Regions from separate parts of the Homo sapiens genome. Here region 1 is linked to region 2. The links are chromatin loops, found by intact Hi-C in ENCODE. Cell type or tissue: PC-3. All regions are shown on one strand. Each heading gives the region's core, and the rest is flanking DNA. Links, peaks and the distances in the headings are about the cores only.

The links. Hi-C counts contacts between places; a loop is a spot of excess contacts. Peaks named below come from ENCODE experiments on the same cell type or tissue, not always from the same donor. Only the 100,000 strongest peaks of a DNase experiment are listed, where the experiment ranks them.
Region 1: it touches region 2 in a loop (4-fold over the local background); 2 of 110 quality-filtered maps call a loop at or near these places.

Annotation. Positions count from the first base shown.
Region 1 is chr10:36,463,327-36,468,716 of GRCh38, forward strand. No RefSeq gene overlaps it. Among named protein-coding and RNA genes, the nearest start is that of LINC02630, 570 kb to the left of the region's middle. In PC-3, for the core only: a CTCF peak has its summit at 2,348; a DNase peak (open chromatin) is centred at 2,425; H3K27ac peaks cover 2,218 bases.
Region 2 is chr10:36,532,330-36,537,719 of GRCh38, forward strand. No RefSeq gene overlaps it. Among named protein-coding and RNA genes, the nearest start is that of ANKRD30A, 590 kb to the right of the region's middle. In PC-3, for the core only: no CTCF peak of the experiment used is centred there; a DNase peak (open chromatin) is centred at 2,492; H3K27ac peaks cover 4,278 bases.

The DNA of each region.
Region 1 (5,390 bases), core at 199-5,198, 69 kb before region 2:
GGCCATGGGTAGCCTCCTTAATCTCTTTGTGCATCCATTCCCTCATCTGCAAAATGGGAATAATAATCATACCTTCTATGTAGGCTTGTGATGAGAATTAAGTGAGTCCATGTAAAACACTATAAAAAGTTCCTGGAATACAGTAAACATCCAAATGTTTGCTCTTATGAATATTACTGGTTGTAAAGGCCAGGGACCAGTACCTGTCTGTGGTTTGTTAGGAACCGGGCCACACAGTAGGAGGTGAGCAGCAAGCCATGGAGCAATGCTTCATCTGTTATTTATAGCTGCTCCCTGTCACTTGCATTACTTCCTGAGCTCTGCCTCCTGTCAAATCAGCAGCAGCATTAGATTCTCATAGGAGCACCAATCTTATTGTGAACTGTGCATGCGAGGGATCTAGGTTGCATGCTCCTTATGAGAATCTAATGCCAGATGATCTGTTACTATCTCCCATCACCCCCAGATGGGACCATCTAATTACTGGAAAACAAGCTCAGGGCTCCCATTGATTCTACTTTATGATGAGTTTTATAATTACTTAATTACATATTACAGTGTAATAATAATAGAAATAAAGTGCATAATAAATGTAATGTGCTTGAATCATCCTGACCCCGCCCTCCACTCCTGGATGGAGAAACTGTCTTCCACAAAATCAGTACCTGATGCCAAAAAGGTTGGGGACTGATGTTGTAGCGCATTGAGTAGAATATTAGAGAAATTTTACCATAGCTTAATCATTCAATTTTGATCTTTACAAACCAATGCATCCATGGGAGAAATTCATCATCAGATTTTGAAATAGACACTTATTTTGTTATAGCCAAATCCCTTAAACATAATACTGGGTAAAGGATGTAATCAAAACAAGCAGTTCACGTGGATTGAGAAAGTCTTTTGTCATCATCTCCTTGGCTACTGGTTTTGTCCTATTTAATATTTATTTCAACACCACGTTTAAAATATGAAGATGTTAAGAGTCAATTTTTAATATCAGCAATCTTATTGGATCCTTTCTTAATGGTAATACATTGACACTGCTTGGTTTAGTGCCCTCTTTGTTTACAATTGCAGTTGATCTCCTCAGATTCCTTAAGGCAATCCTGAATAGCAAGACTGCCTCACAGAAAAATGTGTGTAGTTGGTAAAGTTGAGAATAGGCAGCTTGCCACCTCTTATTTTCAGTCATACATACAAATGCAAAAGTCATATTTCAACATGCTCTTCCTGCTCTATGCCCTCACTATTGGGGCTTCATTTTGCTCTGTTTATAGAAATGGTTTTATATTCTTCGTTTAGTAAATTACATCAAGTTCTAGAAATTTAGGATTGTCAAGTGTTTATTACTTCAAGCTGTCTCTGTACTGCAAAATCCACTGTATGTTGATAGCTAATGATTTGCAAAGCATCGTGATTGTTCATAGTTACATGCACCCACTGCAAAATCCCAAAATTAGCAACAACATGTTGTTTAAATGTGTCTTTGGAAGAAGAAAACATGGAACATTGGAAGTCACTGTGTATATACACATGGCTGGTGAGAAGATGAAAGTGCACACTGGAAATCCCTGAAAGCTTTGCTAAGTTATAGCTGGCAGACTTGGCAACATTTTGCATTTTTAGGAATTAGATTTTGATACTTTTTTGTGTGAAAGCAGTAGGATCTGAATTGCTCCTGTATCATCCGTGAAGGGAGCTCTCTGTTATCTCAGCTGAATTTTCGGCAACCACAGTTTTGAAAGAACTAATGTTCTGAACAGTTCTTAAGAGATCCATGAAATTATTCTTCCATTTTCCCTCTTGTCTGTAATCTTAGAGAAAGATATATGTAAATTAATGTGAAATGCATCAAGGATAACAAGTTGAAATTGAGTCATACTTTCACCTGCCTGTGACATTTCAGGAGGTAATCACAATTCATCATGGTCACGTAAGGGGTTATCAAAATATGCAAGTTTAAATGGGGCAGAGGATTGAATGTGGGCAAGGTGTATTATGCAACTCAACAAATAAGCAATTTCAACAATTCTGAAAACTAGCTGAAGTATGAAATAACTTTGAGATTAAAAATGAACAAATTCTGACTAGTGTAAAACAGAAAAACAACCAAAGGCAAATAGCTTACTTTGAAACAATCCCAGGTGGGTTTAGTATAATTTTGCCTGGCAGAAGGAACAGTGTCAGTGATTCCCAAGGTCTCTTTGAACCTCCCTGTTTGATCACTCTGATTTTCTTCTTTCAAGGGCATCACATGTATTTTGAATGCCATGTCTGTGTGATGCACCTTCCATGTATGCATTCACTTCTTTTCTTTCTCTGGATGCAGCTCAGTTACACAGGGAGCAATGCCCTCTGGAGCTGGCATGCTGCTTGCTGTTTCTTCAAGTCCATAGTTAATGAGGATGTTTGGAAAAGTACTGAGGTTGGTAAAGTCACAGCCAAGGGAAGGGGACCAGAGTAAGCGTGTTTGTTTTTGAACTAAGCAGCATTATGTTTCTGTAATAGTCCTAACTCACAGATTAGTGCCATAATGCAGTAACATTTATTTTTAAATTTTATGGATGCATTTATATCCTTTTTCCTGATACTCATTCCTCAGGCAAATTTTAAAAAACTGATTAAAACATTACTCATACATTCTTTCTTGATGTTTGTGCACATTTTTTAAATCAAATTTTGAAAAATTGAACATTGCCATTTAAGTAAAATTGACATAAATATTATACATAAAAGTTGTCAGAGAGCAGTTTCTCTAATTAATTTTTGTTAACTTTTCTAAATGTATTTATCCAAGAAAGTTGAGAAAAGTAAAAATTATTGTCCTTCTTTAAAGAATTTGTCGGTGTTTTACCTAGCAATCACGTGACTTTTGAAACATTAAAACAAACAATAACTTGATATAATTAGTAAAAGGTAAAAACTTAGATTAGATACTTCTATTGCCTACATGTATAAAATGGACACAATACTTCCACTCCTGCCAGTCTATCTCCTGGCAATGTTTACTAAATGAAATAATGAACTTACAAATTACTTTGAGATGTAGTAAGACCATTCAGATATAAGATAACATGTATATTATTTTTTTCTAAAATTTACCTTTTTGTAAACTGTATCTCCTGAAGAAATGCACAGGAAAGTGAAAACACCATGGATTTTGAATTCAGCTCCATTATTCAGTGGCCTGGAAAATGATTTTGAAGTCATTTTATGTTTCTGATCTTTGTTTCCCCAGATGTAAAAGTTGAATGATAATTGCTTATGAAATTTTCTGTGACCACTATCAGACAGTATCAGTAACAGAATCAATATATATCAATTTTCATCATTCTTCCATTTCAATAAGGTCTAAGAAAGGTAGGTTACTATATTTAGTGTATTGATATTTTAGAAACATATAGTGATAGTTTCTGAAGCAATAATATTCATTGGAGAAATAAAGCTGATAATTTGTCTCACTCATCTTTGTTTGGTGCATAATAAACACTGTAAATAGTCAGTGATCCAAAGAGCAAATGCTTAAAGTGGCCAAGATATATGTATTTTTAAAAACTTTCTGGTGCAAAAAGTGCATATACAAAATATAATATTGTACCATAAAACAGACCCAAAACAAATTGATTACAAATATAATTAATTGTACGTTTTCTTTTCACTTTGAATTTATAAGGCCTTCGGGGAAGACCTGAATTTGTCAAAGAAATTTGTCAAAGAAAATTAACCTGAAGTATATTTCTTTTTGATGAGTTTTTAAATCATTCTTTTCAATGTAAGGGAAAGATGGCGGAATAAAAATGAATCTAAGACTCTACCTCCCTCCAAATCCAGTAGAATAAACCACTGCCATGACCACAAACAAAACCCATATCAAACAAACAAATAAGTGAACTTAAGGGCCAAGTGGGAAGGTTGGGAAAAATCAAGGATCAACTGGGAATAAGAAATCCTGCATGCCACCTGGGGATCTCTGCATCAGCAGGAAAACCTTCCAGGGCTTGCCATATGCTAGGCATATCAGATAGATTCAGGGCAATAAATTGCTTTACGTATTTTAAGGAGAAGATTTAATACAAGGAATATAACATTTTTGCAAGGGCTAGAATGGTAGGAGTCAGGTCTAATAATGGCTCTCTCTTGTGTAGAAACCACTGCTATAGCTTCAATCTAAGAACCTGGAAGGCACTACCACCGCTATCTCCTCTTCTACAACCAGCTCAATACCTCCTGACCGCACTTGTGACCAGAAAGTGGATCCACAAGGCTGCCTCCACAGCTCTTGTCCACACTCGTGTCCCTGGGACCTTGCTTGCCTGCAGAAACCTCAGCAGGATATGGGATTTCAGTTCAGAGATGAATTGCAGGTAGAGCATGAATGCATCTAATTTGCATCCATGACCCTGTCCACAAAGGAGTCTGGGAAATAGGCTTTTAGTTTTCCAGCCTCTACCATACCATAAGGCACACAAGAGGAGGCAGGAATGGATGTTGATGGCCCAGTGAACATATTCAGAGCTCCAAGGTAGGGTGGTAATTGGAAAATAAGCTGCAAATGACTGCAGTGTGATACTCCCTTGGTTCCATGGAGTGTCACTTGATGCAGGGCATTTGAAGAAATTTCCATAGAGAAAAAAAGAGTCAGCCTTCCTAGCAAGTTCTGCCTTCAGCCCCCCCAAACTCTTCATCCTGTGCACTTACACAAACCAGGTTATAAGAAATAGAGTTCAGGCCAGGAGCAGTGGCTCACGCCTGTAATCCTAGCACTTTGGGAGGCCGAGGCAGGCGGATCACGAAGTCAGGAGATCGAGACCATCCTGGCTAACACGGTGAAATCCCATCTCTACTAAAAATACAAAAAATTAGCTGGGCGTGGTGGCAGGCGCCTGTAGTCCCAGCTACTCGGGAGGCTGAGGCAGGAGAATGGCGAGAACCTGGGAGGCAGAGCTTGCAGTGAGCGGAGATCGCGCCACTGCACTCCAGCCAGGGTGACAGAGCTAGACTCTGTCTCAAAAAAAAAAAAAAAAGAAAAGAAATATAGTTCAATCCTATACACCAAGGCTACAGAAAATTCGGGGGAAAAGAGTCAGTAAGCAAATAGAAGATGAAAAACATACGCCTGAAATATTTATAACTAAATCATGTATTCACAAATGAAAATAGCTTCTTTTGCTGAAATGGTAACAGGGCAAATGCAATTTTAGTGGACTCAAGGAATTTAACTGCTGCCTAAGTATCTGGCATAGTACACAGGAGTGACTTTGGAATAAAGATTATATTTAATCTCCACTTTTAATCATCTTAATTCAAGAAATTGAAGAACATAAAACCCAGGGGTTTTTTTTCCTATTTAAAAGAATGCGCTTAAATAGCATTAGTTGACAGGTAACTAC
Region 2 (5,390 bases), core at 229-5,228:
AGATGGAGACTATCCTGGCTAGCACGGTGAAACCCCATCTCTACTAAAAATACAAAACAAAAATAGCCAGGCGTGGTGGCAGGCGCCTGTAGTCCCAGCTACTCGGGAGACTGAGGTGGGAGAATGGCGTGAACCCGGGAGGTGGAGCTTGCAGTGAGCTGAGATCGTGCCGCTGCACTCCAGCCTGGGCAACAGAGAGAGACTCCATCTCAAAAAAAAAAAAAAAAAAAATTACTCATGTTTAGCTAGTAAAAAGTAAAAAATTGTATATATAAGGATTTTATTTTTATGCCACTGATTATGATGTACATATAAAGTCTATCATGGGCCAGGCGTGGTGGCTCATGCCTGTAATCCTAGCACTTTGGGAGGCCAAGGCCAGTGGATCATCTGAGGTCGGGAGTTCGAGACCAACCTGGCTAACATGGCAAAACCCAGTCTCTGCTAAAAATACAAAAATTAGCCAGCCATAGTGGCTCACACCTGTAATCCCAGCCACTTGGGAGGCTGAAGGATGAGAATCACTTGAACCCGGGAGGCAGAGGTTGCAGTGAGCCAAGATCATGCCATTGCACTCCAGCCTGGGCAACAGAGTGAGACTCTGTCTCAAACAAACAAACAAAAAAGGCCAGGTGTGGTGGCTCACACCTATAATCCCAGCACTTTGGGAGGTCAAGGCAGGTGGATCATGAGGTCAGGAGTTCGAGACCAACCTGACCAACATGGTGAAACCCTGTCTCTACTAAAAATACAAAAATTAGCCAGACGTGGTGGTGCACACCTGTAGTCCCAGCTACCCGGGAGGCTGAGGCAGGATAATTACTTGAACCCCAGGGGGGTGGAGGTTGCAGTGAGCCAAGATCACACCATGGCATTCCAGCCTGGGCGACACAGCGAGACTCTGTCTCAAAAAAAAATAGTCTGTTGTGACATGGGGAACCATATAAATGGTGACAACGTTGTCATCTCATGTTAAGATCTATGAGAGGTTTGCTATACCCAGAAACATTTAGTAACATGTACACCCAATACATTAATTTACTGTATATTTTGAACCTAAGGGAAACATAGCCGTAACTGCTCCCTCAATGGGGTCAGATGCAGATTTCACTGTTCTGCTTGGCCGTGGTGGGGATCCCCTTCATTCTTCACATTTTTAGGTCCTTCTTTCTTAACAAGCACTTAAGGAAAAATAATAACCTTCAATAGGCAGAGAAGAACTGTTTTGTGGTCAAGGACATTTATGTCTTAAGTCCCTGCTTAACATCATTAATCAAATTCTCAAGGTTTATTTATGAGAAACCAGAGAATGTCAAGGGTCCAAGACTGAATCTTGATTTTTCTATTCCAAGCACCAGTTTCCTCATGAAGACTATAGTCAAAAATAAAATCTGTCTACTTGATGGTTGAATTTATTTCTGCCTAATCACCTATTCAAACACACCAACTGAGGATCTAAAATATTTGTGTGTGTGTGTGTGTGTGTGTGTGTGTGTGTCTGTAATTTTCAGTAGTCTAGAGCAACAGACCTCCATTACTTTAGCCTTCTAAACACACATTTTACTCCCTGCGAATGACTTAGTAATGGAATTGTCTGATTTAGCTGGAAACTTGGCTTTTCTCTATTCATATGCGACTTAGTGTTCCAGCAATTCTCGTTTATAACATGTTAAAACTACTGGGCAAACTTTACATGCAATGGAAAAAATTTCACGTACATCTGTGAGCCCATATACTGAGGCGGGAGGCGTGCAGATGGAGAGGTATGGAGGAAAATGTTAATTTCCATTTTTCTCTCTGGGGATGCAAGCATTTAGCCTACAGCACTGGGAGCCTCATAAGTTATTACGCTGCATGTGAGACTATTGTCCTCTTCGAAACAGTAGAGTGTCTGAGAAAGCATTAAATGCTAAAAGCAAGAGAAACTGCTTTAAAGTTATGAAATTTTAATGAGACATTTGCTGAGGCAAATGTCTGAAGAGGGTAAAAATTTTAACATTCACAGAGCTAAGAATATAATTCAGATGTTTTGGTGATAGCTGGCACAAAGAAAATAGAAACAACTTGTATCATTGACCAGCAACTGCTCGCTGGGGTGTGATTGAACTTCTTGTTGCTAAAAAATCTAATGTGAGTATGAAAGACAACTTAGTATGTTTTCCTTGATCCAGAAACATCACCATGTGGACTCAATTATATCTGTTGTGACGGGATAGGTTCTCAAAGTCCCAGTGGCCTCCAAGTGTGCTTGCTCTAAGCCGATTATCTCTGAGGTCATGGGACAGAATGGTGCCCAGACCCAAGTAAGATGCTCAAGTCACATGGCTTGCTAAATCATACAGCAAGATGCAAGGAGAAAGAGAGGAAGTAGGTTCACAAACTTAGGAAAGGGAGCTAGCAAAATGAGAAGACCATGACACCTGAATCCGGTGTTACACAACCTTCACATATCCTGTTTCTCTGACACATAACCCTGCCCTGCGGTGGTGTGGTTTCAAGGTCCAGAGCGCAGGGTGAGCAAGGGGCTTAGTAAGTGCCCTGAAGCTAGCACTCACTTCCTCCCACAGAGAGGCACATGTTCAGGGACTCCTGGCCAGCAGCTGGGGCTCACTGGAAACTGCTGAGATGCTCTGGGATTTGTCTGCATATCCTAGGTAGGAGACATATGGGGCCAGAATGGAGGTAACCAAAAATTGAGGAAGATCTAGTGCCCCATAACTACTTAATGCTTCCTTAGGCCTTTTCTCCCTTCCTATCCATGTTCAACACACTTAGGCTGAACTTACTTTTCTGAGTCTAATGATTCTCACAAGCTACTGACTATTCTGTAGTCAGCTTTATGCCCTTAATTTGTATCTCTGTGTTCTATAAAAGAATTCAATAATCTCAAATGATGTAACAATTACACTTTTTTAGGTTAAGATGTCAAAATGAATAAATCATAAAGTAAAAATGTGGATATTTCCTTTTATCATGCAAAGCTTACTACAGGAGTTTTCGCAGGTTCTTGTAGCTTTCTTGTACCTCCCAGGATTCTCCTTTGCAGCTTTTTCCCATCACAGGAGTTGTATAGCCAGGGGCTAGAAGTATAATGAGCAGCTCCCGAGATATCATAATATTTCTCTTCTGTCTGCTCTCCTCCTCCTCTTTCTTTCCAGCATCCTCTCCTCCTCTTTCTTCTCATTTTCCTTCTCCACTTTCTTTTCCTTCCTTTCCTTCCTTCTGGTTAATCCTGATTTGGAAATTTTGGGTTATATACTTGCAAATCATTTACCCATTAATCTTTTATCCAACTGTAATATATCTTACTTTATGTGAATAATAGTGAGTAGAAACTCACCAGGTACTAAACTAATTAAAGTTTTTCCCATGAATTGAGAAGCAGCTGAAATATTGACTGCAGAACACTGCTTTAATTATGGTTCCTGCCCTCTAGCATTAGGTAAGTGTTATTGAGAGTCTGTTCATTCTATTTTTGACAGGTTCAAACTTATGCAACGCTAGCTGAGGATAAAATGTACATCAAGAAAGTAAGACATGCCAAAATATGCTTAGTTTATGTTTTTATTTTATTTTTTGAGACAGAGTCTCACTCTGTCGCCCAGGCTGGAGTGCAGTGGCATGATCTCAGCTCATTGCAATCTCCACCTCCCAGGTTCATGTGATTCTCCTGCCTCAGCCTCCCGAGTAGTTGGGATTACGGGCGTGTGCCACCACACCCAGCTTTTTTTTTTTTTTTCAATATTTTTAGTAGAGACAGGGTTTCATCATGTTGGCCAGGATGGTCTCAATCTCCTGACCTTGTGATCCCCATGCCTCGGCCTCCCAAAGTGCTGGGATTACAGGTATGAGCCACCACACCTGGCTGGTTAGTTTATTAAAAGAATAAATTGAAAAAGAAGTCAAAAATATATATTCTGGGCACAATGAATTCTAGATCTATATTAACATGATCAGACAGGTTAGTTAAAATGACAGGGAAGACCAAAACATATTTGTAGGAATATGTGCTTCTCTGCCTCTTACATAGATACAGTGATTTCTCTATTAGATGTGCTAGGCTAAGGAGTATAAAAATATAAATACCATGTAGAAGTTGCAATTTATATTTTAAAAAGAGTGCTCCTCTTCTTCTCCTTTCTTTTTTTTCTTTCATTGTCTTTCTTTTTTTGTCCTATGTTTTATATTTACCCTGAACTAAAGAATGAAAGTGACATTATTACTTGGAGTCTTTTGTATTTCTCCTTTAATTTAATCTAATTTAATTTAAAATATATAATTGACAAATAAATATTGCACAAGACCTCCTTTAATTTTAAATACCCAAATATTTAAAAATGTAAGTATGAATATTTAAATGAAAAACATTTAAATTTTAACACTTAATTGAAATATTTAAAACATATTTTGAAGAGATATATGTAAGTAACAGGATCACCAACGACAGAGGAATCTGGAAAGAACTTGCATATATACAGGATAAGTATGTAAACTGTGCAATAACTTCAGCTGACTTGGAGGGTACAGCTTATTTTTATTTTTATTTTTTTGAGACAGGATATCACTTTGTCACCCAGGCTGGTGTGCATTGGTGCAATCTCTCCTCACTGCAGCCAATCTTCCCACCTCAGCTTCCCACATAGCTGGGATTACAGGCATGCGCCACCATGCCTGGCTAACTTTTGTATTTTTTGTAGAGACGGGTTCTCAATGTGTTGCCCAGGCTGGTCTTGAACTCCTGAGCTCAAGCGATCCACCTGCCTTGGCCTCCCAAAGTGCTCAGATCACAGGCATGAGCCACCATGTACGGCTGAGGGTATAACTTTTAAATACTAGTAAAACAGCCAAGATTACCTTCTCTTTTTAGATATTCTTTTTAAAATAATCATATTAGACATAAGAAAATCTGGAATTCCAGCTCCGTCAATCATTCACTAAAAACTGAGACCTTACTGTATGCCTACAAGTAAATGAATTAATTTCTCAGGGGTGAGTTGTGGGATTTTTCTCTTAAATACACATTACACGTATTTGAAAATACATTTTCAAGTATAATTAGCTCGTTTTAAATTGGCTTCTATTGGAAAAGATGATTTTTTTTTTTTGAGACGGAGCCTCGCTCTGTTGCCCAGGCTGGAGTGCAATGGCGCAAGCTCCGCCTCCTGGGTTCAAGCAATTCTCCTGCCTCACCCTCCGGAGTAGCTGGGATTACAGATGCCCGCCACCACACACGGCTAATTTTTTGTATTTTTAGTAGAGACAGGGTTTCACCGTGTTAACCAGGATGGTCTTGATCTCCTGACCTCGTGATCTGCCTGCCTAGGTCTCCCAAAGTGCTGGGATTACAGGTGTAATCTACCGCGCCTGGTTGATCTTTGTTTTTTAAAACA